Regions from separate parts of the Homo sapiens genome. Here regions 2, 3, 4 and 5 are each linked to region 1. A link is a contact called in ENCODE Hi-C or POLR2A ChIA-PET data. All regions are on one chromosome and are shown on one strand. The core of a region is the stretch at or near the end of the contact, and the rest is flanking DNA. Distances in the headings are between cores, read along the strand shown. Region 1 holds the start of MROH8 (maestro heat like repeat family member 8). Region 2 holds the start of RAB5IF (RAB5 interacting factor). Region 3 holds the start of SLA2 (Src like adaptor 2). Region 4 overlaps DLGAP4 (DLG associated protein 4). Region 5 holds the start of CTNNBL1 (catenin beta like 1).

The links. Hi-C counts contacts between places; a loop is a spot of excess contacts on that map. ChIA-PET counts read pairs that join two places held with the same protein, here RNA polymerase II (POLR2A). Pooled maps may share reads with other maps.
Region 2: a loop to region 1 is called in a map of B cell, with 5 times the contacts of the local background. The contact joins the promoter of RAB5IF here to the promoter of MROH8 in region 1. A Hi-C loop is called at or near these places in 2 of 168 maps with a recorded cell type or tissue (B cell and naive thymus-derived CD4-positive, alpha-beta T cell), 2 of 37 single-sample maps with no recorded cell type and 10 of 50 pooled maps. POLR2A ChIA-PET finds 5 or more read pairs at or near these places in 3 of 52 experiments (CD4-positive, alpha-beta memory T cell, GM12878 and PC-9).
Region 3: a loop to region 1 is called in a pooled map, with 8 times the contacts of the local background. The contact joins the promoter of SLA2 here to the promoter of MROH8 in region 1. A Hi-C loop is called at or near these places in 3 of 50 pooled maps. POLR2A ChIA-PET finds 5 or more read pairs at or near these places in 2 of 52 experiments (activated CD4-positive, alpha-beta memory T cell and activated CD8-positive, alpha-beta T cell).
Region 4: a pooled map shows a loop between it and region 1 (10-fold over the local background). The contact joins the enhancer-like site here to the promoter of MROH8 in region 1. A Hi-C loop is called at or near these places in 3 of 168 maps with a recorded cell type or tissue (B cell, CD8-positive, alpha-beta T cell and naive thymus-derived CD4-positive, alpha-beta T cell), 2 of 37 single-sample maps with no recorded cell type and 13 of 50 pooled maps.
Region 5: a map of B cell shows a loop between it and region 1 (8-fold over the local background). The contact joins the promoter of CTNNBL1 here to the promoter of MROH8 in region 1. A Hi-C loop is called at or near these places in 5 of 168 maps with a recorded cell type or tissue (B cell, CD4-positive, alpha-beta T cell, naive thymus-derived CD4-positive, alpha-beta T cell and 1 more), 4 of 37 single-sample maps with no recorded cell type and 15 of 50 pooled maps. POLR2A ChIA-PET finds 5 or more read pairs at or near these places in 2 of 52 experiments (MCF 10A and PC-3).

Annotation. Positions count from the first base shown.
Region 1 is chr20:37,178,298-37,180,997 of GRCh38, forward strand. MROH8 (maestro heat like repeat family member 8) reads right to left here and starts at 1,251. Exons shown (of 25, transcript NM_152503.8): 1 at 1,092-1,251; 2 at 926-1,090. The coding sequence starts at 1,183. RPN2 (ribophorin II) reads left to right here and starts at 1,033. Exons shown (of 17, transcript NM_002951.5): 1 at 1,033-1,072. The coding sequence starts at 1,060. RefSeq lists enhancers at 591-1,150, 659-738, 1,089-1,138, 1,151-1,708 and a silencer at 1,259-1,308.
Region 2 is chr20:36,604,385-36,607,084 of GRCh38, forward strand. RAB5IF (RAB5 interacting factor) reads left to right here and starts at 1,395. Exons shown (of 4, transcript NM_018840.5): 1 at 1,395-1,681. The coding sequence starts at 1,568. All of the region lies in intron 2 of TGIF2-RAB5IF (TGIF2-RAB5IF readthrough), which reads left to right. RefSeq lists enhancers at 269-318, 1,049-1,188, 2,540-2,700 and silencers at 310-709, 1,389-1,698.
Region 3 is chr20:36,644,806-36,647,505 of GRCh38, forward strand. It overlaps SLA2 (Src like adaptor 2), which reads right to left and starts at 1,391. Exons shown (of 8, transcript NM_032214.4): 1 at 1,032-1,391.
Region 4 is chr20:36,463,833-36,466,532 of GRCh38, forward strand. All of the region lies in intron 7 of DLGAP4 (DLG associated protein 4), which reads left to right. Among named protein-coding and RNA genes, the nearest start is that of MYL9, 76 kb to the right of the region's middle. RefSeq lists enhancers at 176-1,102, 1,103-2,028, 1,604-1,783 and a silencer at 1,674-1,968. Within about 2 kb of position 1,324, at least 25 of the 41 ENCODE cell types and tissues checked have a DNase peak (open chromatin) inside an H3K27ac peak, as active enhancers do; they include CD8-positive, alpha-beta T cell, where a contact is called at or near this core.
Region 5 is chr20:37,692,614-37,695,313 of GRCh38, forward strand. CTNNBL1 (catenin beta like 1) reads left to right here and starts at 1,417. Exons shown (of 16, transcript NM_030877.5): 1 at 1,417-1,539. The coding sequence starts at 1,510. RefSeq lists an enhancer at 1,695-1,754.

The DNA of each region.
Region 1 (2,700 bases), core at 1-2,500:
AGATCCCGTATCAATAAAAAAGGAAAGAAAAGAAATAATGCTTGTAGAGCGTTCGGCACAGTGTCGGGTTATACTGTAAACATTCAGTAGTTGGCGCTAGTTATTAGAGCGGTGTTCCTGGATGAGCCACCTCCATGTTGAGCCTGTAAAACTGGCCTAATATGTTCTCTATGAGTCACTGCATTGCTCTGCAAATCAGATAAAACGTCACTCGTAGGTCAGTTATTAACAACCCCACTGATAATCTTTGGAAAAAACTGACATAATTTTCTTTTTCTTTTTTTTTTGGTGAGACGGAGATTTACTCGTTGCCCAGGCTGGAGTGCAATGGCGCGATCTTGGCTCACCGCATCCTCCGCCTCCCAGGTCCAAGCGATTCTCCTGCCTCAGGCTCCCGAGTAGCTGGGATTACAGGCATGTGTGACCACGCCCGGCTAATTTTGTATTTTTAGTAGAGACGGGGTTTCACCGTGTTGCCCAGGCTGATCTCGAACTCCTCACCTCAGGTAATCCGCCCGCCTCGGCCTCCCAAAGTTCTGGGATTACAGGCGTGAGCCACTGCGCCCGGCCAGAAACTGCCACAATTTTCTAAAGAGGAAAAAAAAATCCCTTCTAAGCTATCCCCTCCCGACGAGACCCTTCCTGTTCCTTTAAAATGGGCCGGGCAGCAGAAAGACGAGTGAGTGACAGCAGACAGGCCAATCAGAAGCGGCCCCGTCTCGGGCCCACCCCGAGGCCTGGCCCAACCGCGTCCCGGTAGCTCCCGGAATAGGAGCGTTGCGAGACGGTCGGTTCCAAGTGGGCCTGGGCGCGGGGGAGAGGCGGGTCTGTCCTCGGGAACTGCAAGGCCCTGTGAGCGGGAGGACTGGGATCCCGGCCGCGGCTGCTGGAAGCGTCGAAGCTCAGCGGGGCCGCGGACACTGACCTGTGCTTAGAACTCATCCTGGCCCGCAGAGCCTGCCGCGAGTCCCTGGCGTCCCCTGTGGCGGGCTCTTGGAGCCACTTTCCCGAGCGGAAGTCAGCCCGCGGCTCGGACTCCGGCGGGACCTGCTCGGAGGAATGGCGCCGCCGGGTGAGGAGTTGCGCGTGGCTTTGGGGAGAGGGCTGTCGCCCGCGGGAGGTTACTAGTCGCCGCTCGAGAGCCGGCCAGGCGGGATCCCCTTCCCCTGCGGGACAGGGGCATGGGCACAAGCTCTGGCTGGGGCGCTCTCGGATCGAGGGTCCGAAGGAGGGCTGCGAGCTGGTGGGAGTGCCCGCGACCTGGCGGGGTTGGTGCCTGGGGGAGGGGTGCAGCGCGGAGCTACGGGTCGCCCCGAGGCTCAGCCGTGGGGACCGCGGACGCGCTTAGCCTAGGTCTGGCCTCATTCATTTCACTCGCGCGGGCTTCTGGGCCAGGCGGCCTAAGGTTCTGGTCCCGGCGCTGCCCCTTACTCCGTGTGAGGTTTTGGGCAGATTGTCCTTCTTTGTGCTGTAGTTTCCCATTCAGTGAAAGGGGCAAAGAAAACCCTCACTTCTCTCTGGGAGCCTGGAGCATAAGTTCTCAAGTGACACTCTAGGTGCAAACTTGCAGTCGGCCACGTATTCATTGTGTAACCCAAAGCAGGTTACTTAACCCCTCTACACCTCAGTTTCTCATCTGTAAAATAAGTTAGTCAAATTAGTCACGTTATCTGCCTCGTTGAGTTGCTTTATTAAGTGAAATAATCTTCGTGCTTAGTTTAGAACAGTGCATGGCCCTAGGTAAGAACTAAGTTAACTGCATTGGAAGTTACTGAGTAGACGCTGTGCAGGGTGGAATTTCATGTAGCCTCATCGTAACTTTGGAAGCATGTACTCTTGTTACTACCATTTGACAGATGAGAAGTTGGAATCCCACGGAAGGGAACTTACTTGCCCAGGGTGACACATGAATGAGTCAGTGGCTCACCGTTTCATTATTTGAGAAGTTCAGGATAGTAAAGTGGTTAAAAGCAGACTTTGGATTCAAATTGCCTGAAGTTTGATTTTCAGTGATGTGTCCTAGGGCAGGTAACTACTTCTGAGCCTTACTTTCCTGGTCTGTGAAATGCAGAAAATAGCCACCTTGCTTAGATGTTGTGAGGATTTAATGATTTGGTGTGTGCAAAGCACAGCATAGCGTGGGCATACCTAACATATTAAGTGCTCAACTTTTAGTCAGAAAAGTTACTGCTCTCGTTAACATGGAGTGAGAAGATTAGGATTCTGACACAGGTGCTGTTTTAGGGGAATTTACGGTCTAGGTGGGAAAATGCTAGTCGCAGCCATTCACTAGATCTTCATATATTGGGTACCCGCCTGTGCACAAGGCATTGGGGATTCAGCATTAGTATCTTGACTCCGCTCTCTCTTAGGTCTTTCTGTCCATTAGCAGTTTCTGATAGGCTTTGACTTTGAATTCTAGCCAGACTAACTCTCATCACTTCTCATCATGTTCACTGCTGTTGCCCTGGTTTGGGCCACCATCATCTTCTGGCTTGGATTATGGCGGTAGTCTCCCAACTGGTGTCCCCTGCTCTGTCCTTGCACCTGCATGGTCTGTTCTCCACACAGTATTGTTTATTCTCAACACAGTAATACCATTAGAGTGTAAGTCAAATCACTCCTCTGCTTAGAACTTTCCAGTGGTCTCCAGCCGGGTGCGGTAGCTCACGCCTGTAATCCCAGCACTTTGGGAGGCTG
Region 2 (2,700 bases), core at 145-2,644, 570 kb before region 1:
TTCCAAAGTGCTGGGATTATGGGAGTGAGCCACTGCGCCTGGCCTCCCTAGGGAGGTTCTATTACTCCTGAAAAGTGAAGAATTACAGGTGAATGTTGATAGGTATGCAAAAGATACTCTGACCTGTTTAAAAAAAAAAAAGATACTCTCAGCTTTAAAGTTTAACGGTTAAGAGCACAGATTCTGGAGTCAGACACACCCAGGTACCAGATACATTACTTGTCTTTATAAATCCACTGTCCAGAGGCCGGGTGAGGTGGCTCACGCCTGTAATCCTAGCACTTTGGGAGGCCAAGATGGGCGGATTGCCTGAGCTCAGGAGTTCGAGACCAGCCTGGGCAACATAGTGAAACCCCCGTCTCTACTAAAATACAAAAAAAACTAGTGGAGCGTGGTAGTGGGCGCCTGTGATCCCAGCTACGTGGGAGGCTGAGGCACGAGAATCGCTTGAACCCGGGAGGTGGAGGTTGCAGTGAGCAGAGACCGTGCCGTCTCAAAAAAAAAAAAAAAAAAAAATCCACTGTCCAGAAGGGATGTGCCTTGGTCTCTGGACTTACCAGCACAGTGAGCCTGGCACCACCTGGAGGGCCACCGGAAGGAGCCCCATCCCCAGGGGTTCTGAGTCAGTAGGCGTGGAATGGGGGCCGAGAACCTGCGCCTCTACCCAGTTCCCAGGCGATACGGCCGCTGCTGATCCGGAAGCTCACTTTGTGAACCACTGACGCAGCACATGGTGAGGACGCTGTATGTGAACACTCAGATATCCTGATACCTAACCCAATCCTTGTATTTGCCGCCCAGGAGTCCCCGGTTGGGTCCACCTTGCTATACGGCCTCAGAATCTCATTTCCTCTTTTGGGGTCTCAGGGCTCTCGTGTGCCAAAAGAGGGTGCTGGGCAAGATGAAATGGTTAGTTATTACAGAAGAGTTAACATCTTCAACAAGGCCCTACAGAACTTGCAGGGTTAGGGGAGAAAATAAGCGGGCTAAATCCTGTGGGGCAGCTTGGAGCTACCCTGGAGCAAGGTCTGGGCTCAGCAGGCGAGTAGGTCGCAAGGAAAGGTAGAGCCGCTCCTGCCCCACTCGCTGCTCGAGGGGCAGCTGTGGCCGACTGGGCGACGCTGACGTCCAGCCTCGGTTTTCCCCTACCTCCTCGGTCTCCACAGCGCCTCCTGGCGCCCATGTCACCGTTCTACCAAGATTGTCCCTCCCCTCACACCTTACCGCGAGCCCGGCGGATGCTGACGTCATTTCCGCCACGAGTAGCGCGCTTGCGCCAAGGCGCCGGTCGCTGTTTCACTCGGATGGCTTCGCGGTCGCCGATTGGCTGCGTGAGCACGTCGGCGGGAGGGCGCGCGACACTGCACCGCCCCTCCCTTCGCGGCGCCTGCTCTGTAGAGCCGGCGGAACCGGGTAGCTTGGCCAGGTTGTGAGGAACCGCAGCGCGCCGCAGGACCGGGCCGCTGAGCCTGCAGCCGCCCCGCGCCGTGACCTGCGACCCTAGACCCCGACTCCCTTTGGCTCAGCCCGCGCGCCCCAGGCCCGGCCCGGGCGGCGCGACGGGAGGATGAGCGGCGGGCGGCGGAAGGAGGAGCCGCCTCAGCCGCAGCTGGCCAACGGGGCCCTCAAAGTCTCCGTCTGGAGTAAGGTGCTGCGGAGCGACGCGGCCTGGGAGGATAAGGTACGGTGGAGTCTGAACAGGGCGCGGGTGCGAGGAGTCGGCTGGGACTCGGGGAACGGAAGACTGGCGCGGGCCTGCCCTCGTCCTCGTTCCGGCACAATCGAGTAGGGCAGTGGGGCGGGTGGCCCAAGGGTGTCAGAGCAAACTTGGCGGGCACTGGGCGGACAGCTGGGCTTGGAGCTCCCCGAAGGGTGGCCTAAGGATGAAGCCCCCTAGTTATGCGGAATTGGCGAGGAGCGGGGAGAGGCGTTGTCATTCGCGGGCAGGGTTTGTGCCTGAACTGGGAAAGGGAGCTGAATTCGATTCGGCCTCCGCCTTTTATGTGCAGTAGGGTTTTGAGTAGGTTACTTGTTTCTTTCGAATTAAGTAGCACAAACATTAACAGTAACAGACTTCTGCTGAGAATGCTTTCTACGTGCCAGGTGCTCTGCAAGCGGAATCTCGTTTAACTCAGAATAACTCTGAAGTGGGGTACTGTGGTACATTAAAGCCTTTTGCACATAGTGAGGCTCGCTAATCTTGAGCTGCTGTTGCTTGTTGAATGTAAAGGACCGAATACTTTGATAAGCATGAGTCAAGAGGGGAGACTGAGACCACCCGCTGGGTGAGTGTGAGGTGTGGGGGTGGAGAAACGCCACCAGATATGTGCGAGAATTGGTTGGGACTTCAGAACGTTCTTACTCGTCCCATTCGGAGGATGCTTCGTAACTCTGCTCCATGATCTGGAAGGGGCCATCACAAACAGCTTGATTCCAGGTAGCTTGAAAAGCGTATTATATTTGCAGTCATTTCTTGGTTTTCTGGGCTGCCGAAGTGGATTTTCCTTCCTGAAGTTCCTGTAAAGGGGGATGGGAGGCACTTCCTGAAGGTGCCCTTGTTCTGCCCCCAGCCCTGCCCAGCTCTTGCAAAACCTGCAGTCTCTAATCTGCTGTGTCATTTCTTTCTTTTCTTGTATAAGGACTGGTTTCTGGAATCTAGGGCAGATCAGAAACCTGAGTCGTCTGTGTTCTTCCATTAAA
Region 3 (2,700 bases), core at 141-2,640, 530 kb before region 1:
TCGGGTGAAAGGAAAAAGTTAGTCAACGGCAGCCGAGATGAGCACGCTGCCCAGAATATTGTGTTTTTTTTTTTTTTTTTTTTTTCAGTATCTCACTTGGGTCCCATTTCAGATACAGTGACCAAGTCCCTGAGAGGACAACCATGTGATTCTGTTCATGTAGCCCATTCGTGCAGGACTGGGCCTGCCATCATGTGTATTTTGTGCTTCTGAAGATCATTTTTCAGCAGTGGGGGTAAGAGTGATGAATTTGGCCAGGCACAGTGGCTCATGCCTGTAATCCCAGCAATTTAGGAGGCTGAGACAGGAGGATTGCTTGAGGCCAGGAGTTCGAGACCAGCCTGGGCAACATAGTGAGAACCCCCACCCCCACCCCCACCACCGCCTGCCATCTCTACAAAAATATAACGAATTAGCTGGGCATGGTGGTACATGCCTGTAGTCTCAGCTACTTGGGAGGCTAAGGCAGGAGGATCACTTGAGCCCAGTGGTTCAAGTCTATAGTTAGTCATAATTACGCCGCTGCACTCCAGCCTGGGTAACAGAATGAGACCCCAACTCAAAAAAAAAAATGAATTTGGATTGAGTTAAAGGGAGACCTCTCCCTCTCTTCCAATTGAGAAATATCACCCCTTTGAGAGTGAGAGTGCACTGTAGGCTCTACAGCTGAAATGTCTTGAGAGATGGTAGCCCTCACGTTCCTGACTTTGGAGTCTGACTGCAGCGCAGAGAGGGGCCCAAAGTCACACAGCAAGTGCGCACCTGAGATGGGACTAGGACGGGCGTGAAGACAAGCTGCACGGAAGAGCGTAAGCTCCAAGAGGAGGTCAAAGGTGGAGCAGGTGAGTCTTGGTTCTTCTGGGACCCCCAGAAACCACCCCTCTTTACAGCCTCAGTAGAACCACTCCCCCTTCTCCTTGAGCTTGTTTTTTTCCCAACAGCAAATAAAGCCCAGTCCCAGTCGGGGCAGGGGAGACCATTCTTCCTCACCTGTCTCCAGGCCATCCAAGAACAAAAGCAAGCATACTTACTGGTTTGTCATCAAAGGCTTGGGAAGACAGCTCTGCTGAGACGCATGCTCTGGCTGGACAGGTTAGGGCTTTGGGGGCCCTTCTGGAAGTCTGCCAGTGTCCTTGGTCCTAGGACACCCAGAACTCTCTCAGCCTGGGAGGATCTTCAGGGAGAGGCTAGGTGTTGGTTTGGGTAGCTCAGCATCTGTCTGCAGTCAGCAGTTTGTACACCAGGGATGGATCAGCTGCCCCATGCTCCTTAGGGATTCTGGACTGGGGAACCCTCCCAAGCACAGCCGAGCCAGGGAGGGAAGGCCCAGGGCCCTTTGAGCTCTGTCACAGAGACACAGGCGTGGGGTCCTTGGAGCTCTAGCTCCGACTGCAGACTCTGTGGTTCTCACAACCACCCGTTTCCTCTGACGGCATCACAGACCGTCGAGGAGCCACCTTCCCCAAGTTCCTGTTTCTAGGGGAGCAGCTGCTGCCTTGTCATGATCGTGGAGCAAAAGGTTTTTCTCTGGCTTTGTGGCTTAGTCTTGTCCAAGGAACACAGGACTGAGGAAAATGAGCCGGAGTTCCCATGCTGGCCTGACCATAATAATCACTCAGCGGGACTTAATTGTAGCAATTTCTGGGATCTCCCAAACTTTCTAAATCCAAGTCTCCAGATAGGGAGCCCAGGAATCTAAATTTTAAACCCTGCAGGAGATTCCCTTGACTGACGAGTGTGGGAAGCACTGCCTTCTCAGCCTTTAATGTGTATAGGAATCACCTGGGGATCTTGTTGCACTGCAGGCTCTGATTCAGAAGGTCTGGGGCAGAGTTCAGTATTTTGCATTTCTAATACGCTCCCAGGTGACCCCCATGTTGCCAGTCTGGGGACCACACTTTGAATAGCAGCAGTATCTGGACAGTGGTCTCCAAGTATGGTCCCTAGACCAGCAGCCTCAGCGGGAATTTGTTAGACATGCAAATTCTCAGGCCGCATCCCAGATCTATGGAATCATACTCTGGAGGTAGGCCCAGCAATCTGTTTTCATGCCTCCAGGTGATTCCGATGCATGCCCAGGCTTGATTTTTTTTTTTTTTTTTTTTTTTTTTTTTTTACAGGGTCTTGCTTTGTCACCCAGGATAGAGTGCAGTGGCACAATCATAGCTTAGTGCAGCCTTGACCCAGGCTCAAGTAATCCTCCCTTCTCAGCCTTGAGTAGCTAGGACTACAGGTGTGCACCAGCACTCCTGGCTAATTTTAAATTTTTTTTGTACAGATGAGGTTTCACTGTGCTGCTCCATCTAATCTCAAACTCCTGGCCTCAATTGTTCCTCCCACTTCCACCTCCCTAAGTGTTGGGATTACAAGCATGAGCCACAGTCCATGCCCAAGCTTGAGAATCACTGGTCTAGGATAAAGAATCTGACTCTGGCTGAATTGTCTTTGATCAGTGTGTTACCTTCAGTCCCACTCTTCATTAAGATTTAACCACACCCTCTCGCTGCTTCCCCATTAGGGGGATTAGTACTCTTGGAGACAAAGGGCCCACTGCACTGAAATGATTCCTGACTCCAGCTCAGCCCATGCAGCCCTTTCTGGGGCCTTGCCAGCTACAGCACTCCTGCTCAGGTTCTCCTTTGATCCTAGGGAAGGCTGGTTTGATTTTTATCCTTGTAGGCACTTGGCACACAGAGCTGA
Region 4 (2,700 bases), core at 74-2,573, 710 kb before region 1:
TAGGATGTCCTAGAACTTTGGTGCAGGGAATGAGATCAGCTGTTCAAGCGCCTTGTCTTACAGATGAAGAGATGAGGCCCAGAAGGGCCAGGGACCCACAGAGGTTTGAGCCAGGACTTCTGGGTCCTGTTCCATGGCACTGCCTTTGAAGAAGTCACTGTCATGCTGTTATCACCTGCCCCTGGTGTATAATGACAATCTCTAACATCCTTTGACCTTTTTACTGTGTACGCTGTGCTTGGTGCTTTACTTCAGCTACTTGCAGTGGAAAAGAAGAAGGGCTTGGTGCCTGGCCTGGAAGTGAGGGGTGCAGGATCCCAGTTCCCACATCTCACCCACTTTTAGGGATGTCACTTTCCTTTGGGCTTCAGCTTCCTAATCCATAAAATGGGAATAACATTCCTTATCCTAAGACTGATTCTGAAATCATGGAATCCCTCAAGAATTGTGTGAGCAGCGGCTCACTCCTGTAATCCTAGCACTTTGGGAGGCCAAGGCAGGCAGGTCGCTTGAGCTCAGGAGTTCAAGACCAGCTTGGGCAACAAGACAAAACCCTGTTGCTCCAAAAAATACAAAAATTAGCTGGGTGTGGTGGCATGCGCTTGTATTCCCAGCTACTTGGAGGAGGCTGAGGCAGGAGGACAGCTTGAATCCAGAAGGTCAGGAGGTCGAGACTGCAGTGAGCTGAGATCATGCCACTGCACTCCAGCCTGGGTAACAAAATGAGACCCTGTCGACCGGGCGCGCTGGCTCACGCCTGTAATCCCAACACTTTGGGAGGCCGAGGCGGGCAGATCACTGGAGGTCAGGGGTTCGACATCAGCCTGGCCAACATGGTGAAACCCCGTCTCTACTGAAAATACAAAAATTAGCTGGGTGTGGTGGCACACGCCTGTAATCCCAGCTACTTGGGAGGCTGACGCAGGAGAATCATTTGAACCTGGGAAGCGGAGGTTGCAGTGAGCTGAGATTGCACCATTGCACTCCAGCATGGGTGACAAAAGCAAAACTCTGTCTCAAAAAAAAAAAAAGAAGAAACTGTTCCAGAGAGTAGAAACTCTGGGTTTCAGAACCACAAACGCCTGGTTTTAATCAGTCTCCATCATTCACTGCGTTTGTAATCTTGGGCAAATTATTTCTTTGAGCTTCAGTTTTCTTATCTGGACTCAAGATCTGTACTACAGGATTATGATGAGGATTAAATGAGATTATGTATTTTTTTTTAAATCTGGTGCACAGTAGGCACTTAATAAATGTGAACTTTCCCTTCCCAAAAACATCTGGGTGACTTTTCTCTTTGTAGGAACTAGACAGCCCAGTTCCCCCCCCATCCCCCCCACCCCCGCATGCCCTGTGGTTGGGGTTTAGATAACTAGGAAAGCACCTGTGGCTATTCTAATAGTAATAGGAGTGATCTTCTCATCTCTCCCAGGCTGTGTGAGGCATTGTGTAATCAGCCAGGCTCTTTCCCGACCATTGTTCTCCACCAACAGGCCTGGAAGTCGGAAGCCAGTGGAGTTCTCCCTGTTTCACAGGTGAATGAAAAATAGGGGGCCCAGAGAGAGACAAGGACCTGCTCAGGGGCCCACAGCCACAGCAGTGACAGGCAAACTTGTAGCCCAGGCCTCTTCTCCACAGCCCGCAGCGTTTCTCCAGGTTTATGGCTTCTGCCTGATAGCCTACCCCTCAGGCCGCCTTCCCTGGGTCTGTTCCCATCTGTTCTGGGAGGAGGGTTTTCTTGACATTTCCCCAGTCTCTGAGCTCATCTTGAATTTAAAAGGAGGCTATCTGGAGGCTGGGTGGGGACTGAGTCACCACCTCCCGTGGCTTTCTCATCCTGAGCAGCAACCAGACACACCCAGAGGGCCACTGCTGGAGACCTGCAGATTGTAAATGCCACACAGGCTTTCTTCCCAGAAGCTCAGATGGGCTCTTGCGGGAAGGCTGTCATCGTGGTTCTGTATGTATTTCTTCCTTCCCCTAGCCACTTTGAGAAGTTGTTGCCTGTCCTTTCCCGCTTCAGCCTTTATTAATGCTGTCCTCTTCCCCTATAGTGCCCTCTCTTCCCCTAGAGGCCCACACTGTCAAATGCCACCTCCCCCAGGAAGTTTGTCCTTGCTGGCTCTGGAGTCCCAGCAGGACTCCTGAGGATGCTTACGGCATGACCTTGGCAGGTCACGCCACCTTTCTGTGCCTCAGTTTTCTCATATATAAAATTTGGGTTTCTTGTCTTTATAAAGCTCCATCCCTAGACACTCTCATTTGGCAGGTCTTGGGGCAGGAATCACATGCCCCTAGGTTTTTAAACCAGCTCTCTAGAGGATGCTGGTGCTGAGAGCCTGTCGGCTGCAACCTGGGAAAAGCTGAACTGAGAGGACCCTGGTTTGCATGACAGCCTAGCTTGTTGCTGTGTGACCTTGGATTAGTCAGCTTTCTGTACCTCCGTTTTCCTCCCTATCAGATTGGGATGGAAATGAGAACTCGTGTAGTAACAGCCCCTCAATAAATGGCAGTCATCACCATCATCAGCTTTGTTTTGTGTGGGGATTGGTGGTTTTCAGAAGCAAGTCACCTTTCCCCTACTTGGTCCTGGCAGCAGGCACTGTCAAGTCAGACTGGGCCAGGGTGCAGGCTGTGGAATTGAACACCTGAGCAGGAATGAAGTCTAGTCCTTACAGGAATGTAATGAGGTTGATGAGG
Region 5 (2,700 bases), core at 167-2,666, 510 kb after region 1:
CCACGCCCGGCCACGCCTAGCCAAAATCTAATCTCTTTACCATGGCACACAAGGCCCATTATGAAACCTCTCCCTCTACCAGGCACTGTACTAGGCTTGGGGGATACAGTGGTGAACATGACACACACATGTCCTGCTTGCATAGAGCTTGCAATCCAGTAAATGAGGCTGTCAAGAAACAAATAGTCAACCATTAAGCACAAAATTACAGAATGAGATATATACGTAGTGGAGCAGGTACTTGGAAAAAGAATAATGAGGAGAGAGGTTGATTACCTGGACCAGGGTGAGTTGAAGAAGCCCTTGTAAGAAAGTGACATTTGAGACCCGAAAGATGAGAGAATTGGATGAGGTATGGTGCTGATGGCCAGGCAGAAGGGGAGAGGATTTGTCATTCTGAGGAATAAGAATAATTTCTGTATAATTGGAGCCAGTGCAGATGGGATGGGGACCAAAATTATAAATATGAAGGGCATATAAATATAATATAATACATAAATATAATTATAAATATAAAGGACAGGGGCTTATGGAAGGAGGTTTAATTTCCTTTGAAGATGGAGCCTTAAGTCCCAGGTGCATTCTGATCTTGTTTAAGATCAGATGCACTCTGAATGATTCTCTTCCAATTATGGGCAACTTTCTCCTCCAGAAACCTTTTTATATCACCTGGGTAGCAAGGGGATCATCTAGTGACCGTTAGACTTCGCATAGATGAGCAGACACAAGCCTAGAGAGGGACATGTGATCACCAATAGTTTCTCAGCCAGTAATAGTTGTACAGCCTTGGAACAAGTCACTTTTTGAGCCAGCACTATCTGATAGAAATTAATGGGAACCACAAATGAGAGCCACATGTGTAATTTAAAACTTTCTACTAACCACATTTAAGAAGTAAAGAGAAACAGGTAAAATTCATTTTATAATATATGAATTTGACCCAGTATATCCAAAATATCATTTCAACCTGTAATCAATGTAAGTCTTAGAAATCTGGTGTGTATTTTATTTACACTTATGGCACATCTCACTTCGGAGTAGCCATATCTCAAGCGCTCGGTAGCCATATGTGGCTAGTGAGTAAAGTATTGGATGGTGCAGTTGGGAGCGTCAGTTTCCTTTTCTGTGAAATGAGGATAAATCACTGGAAGCTCGTGAGAGCGCACACGAAACACCCGGCACTCCGCCCTGGACACTAGGGACGCGCAATCAAGTTTGGTTTCTTCTGGTCCCTGCTCTCCCCTCCCGCCCCTCCTCTAAGTCTCCGCCCCCTTTCCCCGCCCCCTCAGGCTCCAGGCGGAAGCAACCCTGTTCCAAATGCAGCGCGCTTTACGGCGGCGCGTCCTTTTACCGCGGTGTGGCCGGCTCGCTTGTCGCTCGCACTTTTGCCCTATTGGCTCTGCGGCTCCGCTCGCCGCACTTTACGGCAGTGTGGCTGGAGCCGCGGCTGACGGGCCCGCGGTCTGGGCGTGAGTGCAGGGAAGTGGAGTATTTGCTGGGCCGGGTACCATGGACGTGGGCGAACTTCTGAGCTACCAGGTATGAGGGGCAGGGAGGGCCGAGCGACCGCGTTCTCACCTGGGCAGGGGTCGCAGGAGCCAGAGCCCTTTCATCTCACCTCCTCTCGCCTCACTCCCGGGCCCTCTAACTTCTCATGCCACCCGGGGTCTCAGCCCCTCGTTTTACTTTGCTCTCCGAAGCCCTCCTGGGCCCTTTCGATTCATCCCTTCTCAAGACCTGAGCCCTTCACCTCCTCTTCCTCACCCTGGGGCCTGGTTCCCTGAAACTCCTCTGAAACCCCAGACTATCCTTTTTTTCACAACCATGTCCTCTCAGCTCTCATGTCCCCCCAGTCATTGAGGTGATGGTGGTGGCGGCGGTGGGAGTGCACTGGTCTCACTTGGATTTGATCTCCAGCTTCTCCACTGACTGGCTATGTGGCTTTTGGACAAGTCATTCCCCCCCTCTTTGAACCAAGTTTTTGTATCTATATAGTGGAGACACTAATAACTGCCTTAGTAGGGTTGTTTGAGGACTGTACCAACTGATATGTATGAAAGCTGGTTTTAAAGTGTGGAAAGCTGTGCTTGTGTTTACTGCGATTTGCAGGAGATGTTGGGAATTCTAGCATGGAATGAGTTTCTAGGAATCTTGCTCAGGGTCCCCCTTGCCTAGGAAACTTGTGGGGAAACTGTATGGGACCTAGAGAGCAGAAAGGGCTTGTCCAAAGTCACTCAGAAACAAGGAGCTGGAATTTGAGCTCAGGCGTACTGACTTCCACCCCAAAGTTTTTCCCCCACTTTGATTCCATAGGAGGGTCATTGCGAGGAGCAGTAGAGCTGCACTGCCGAATGTCGTAGCCACTAGCCACATAGGCTGTTGATTGCTTGAAATGTGACTAGTCTGAATTGAGAAATACTGTAAGTATAAAGACACATTTGGGTTGGAGACTAGTATGGAAAAAGTGAAATTTTTATATTGATTACATGATCGTACTGATTATATCAATTACATTGGTTATTGGTCATATTGATTAAATGATCATATTTTGGATAATGGGTGAAATAAAATATACTTAATTAATTTTTAAAATTTTATTTTATTGTTATTTAGAGACAGGATCTTGCTCTGTCGCCCATGCTGGAGTGCAGTGGCACAATCATTGCTCACAGTAGCCTTAAACTCCTAGGTCTAAGGTAT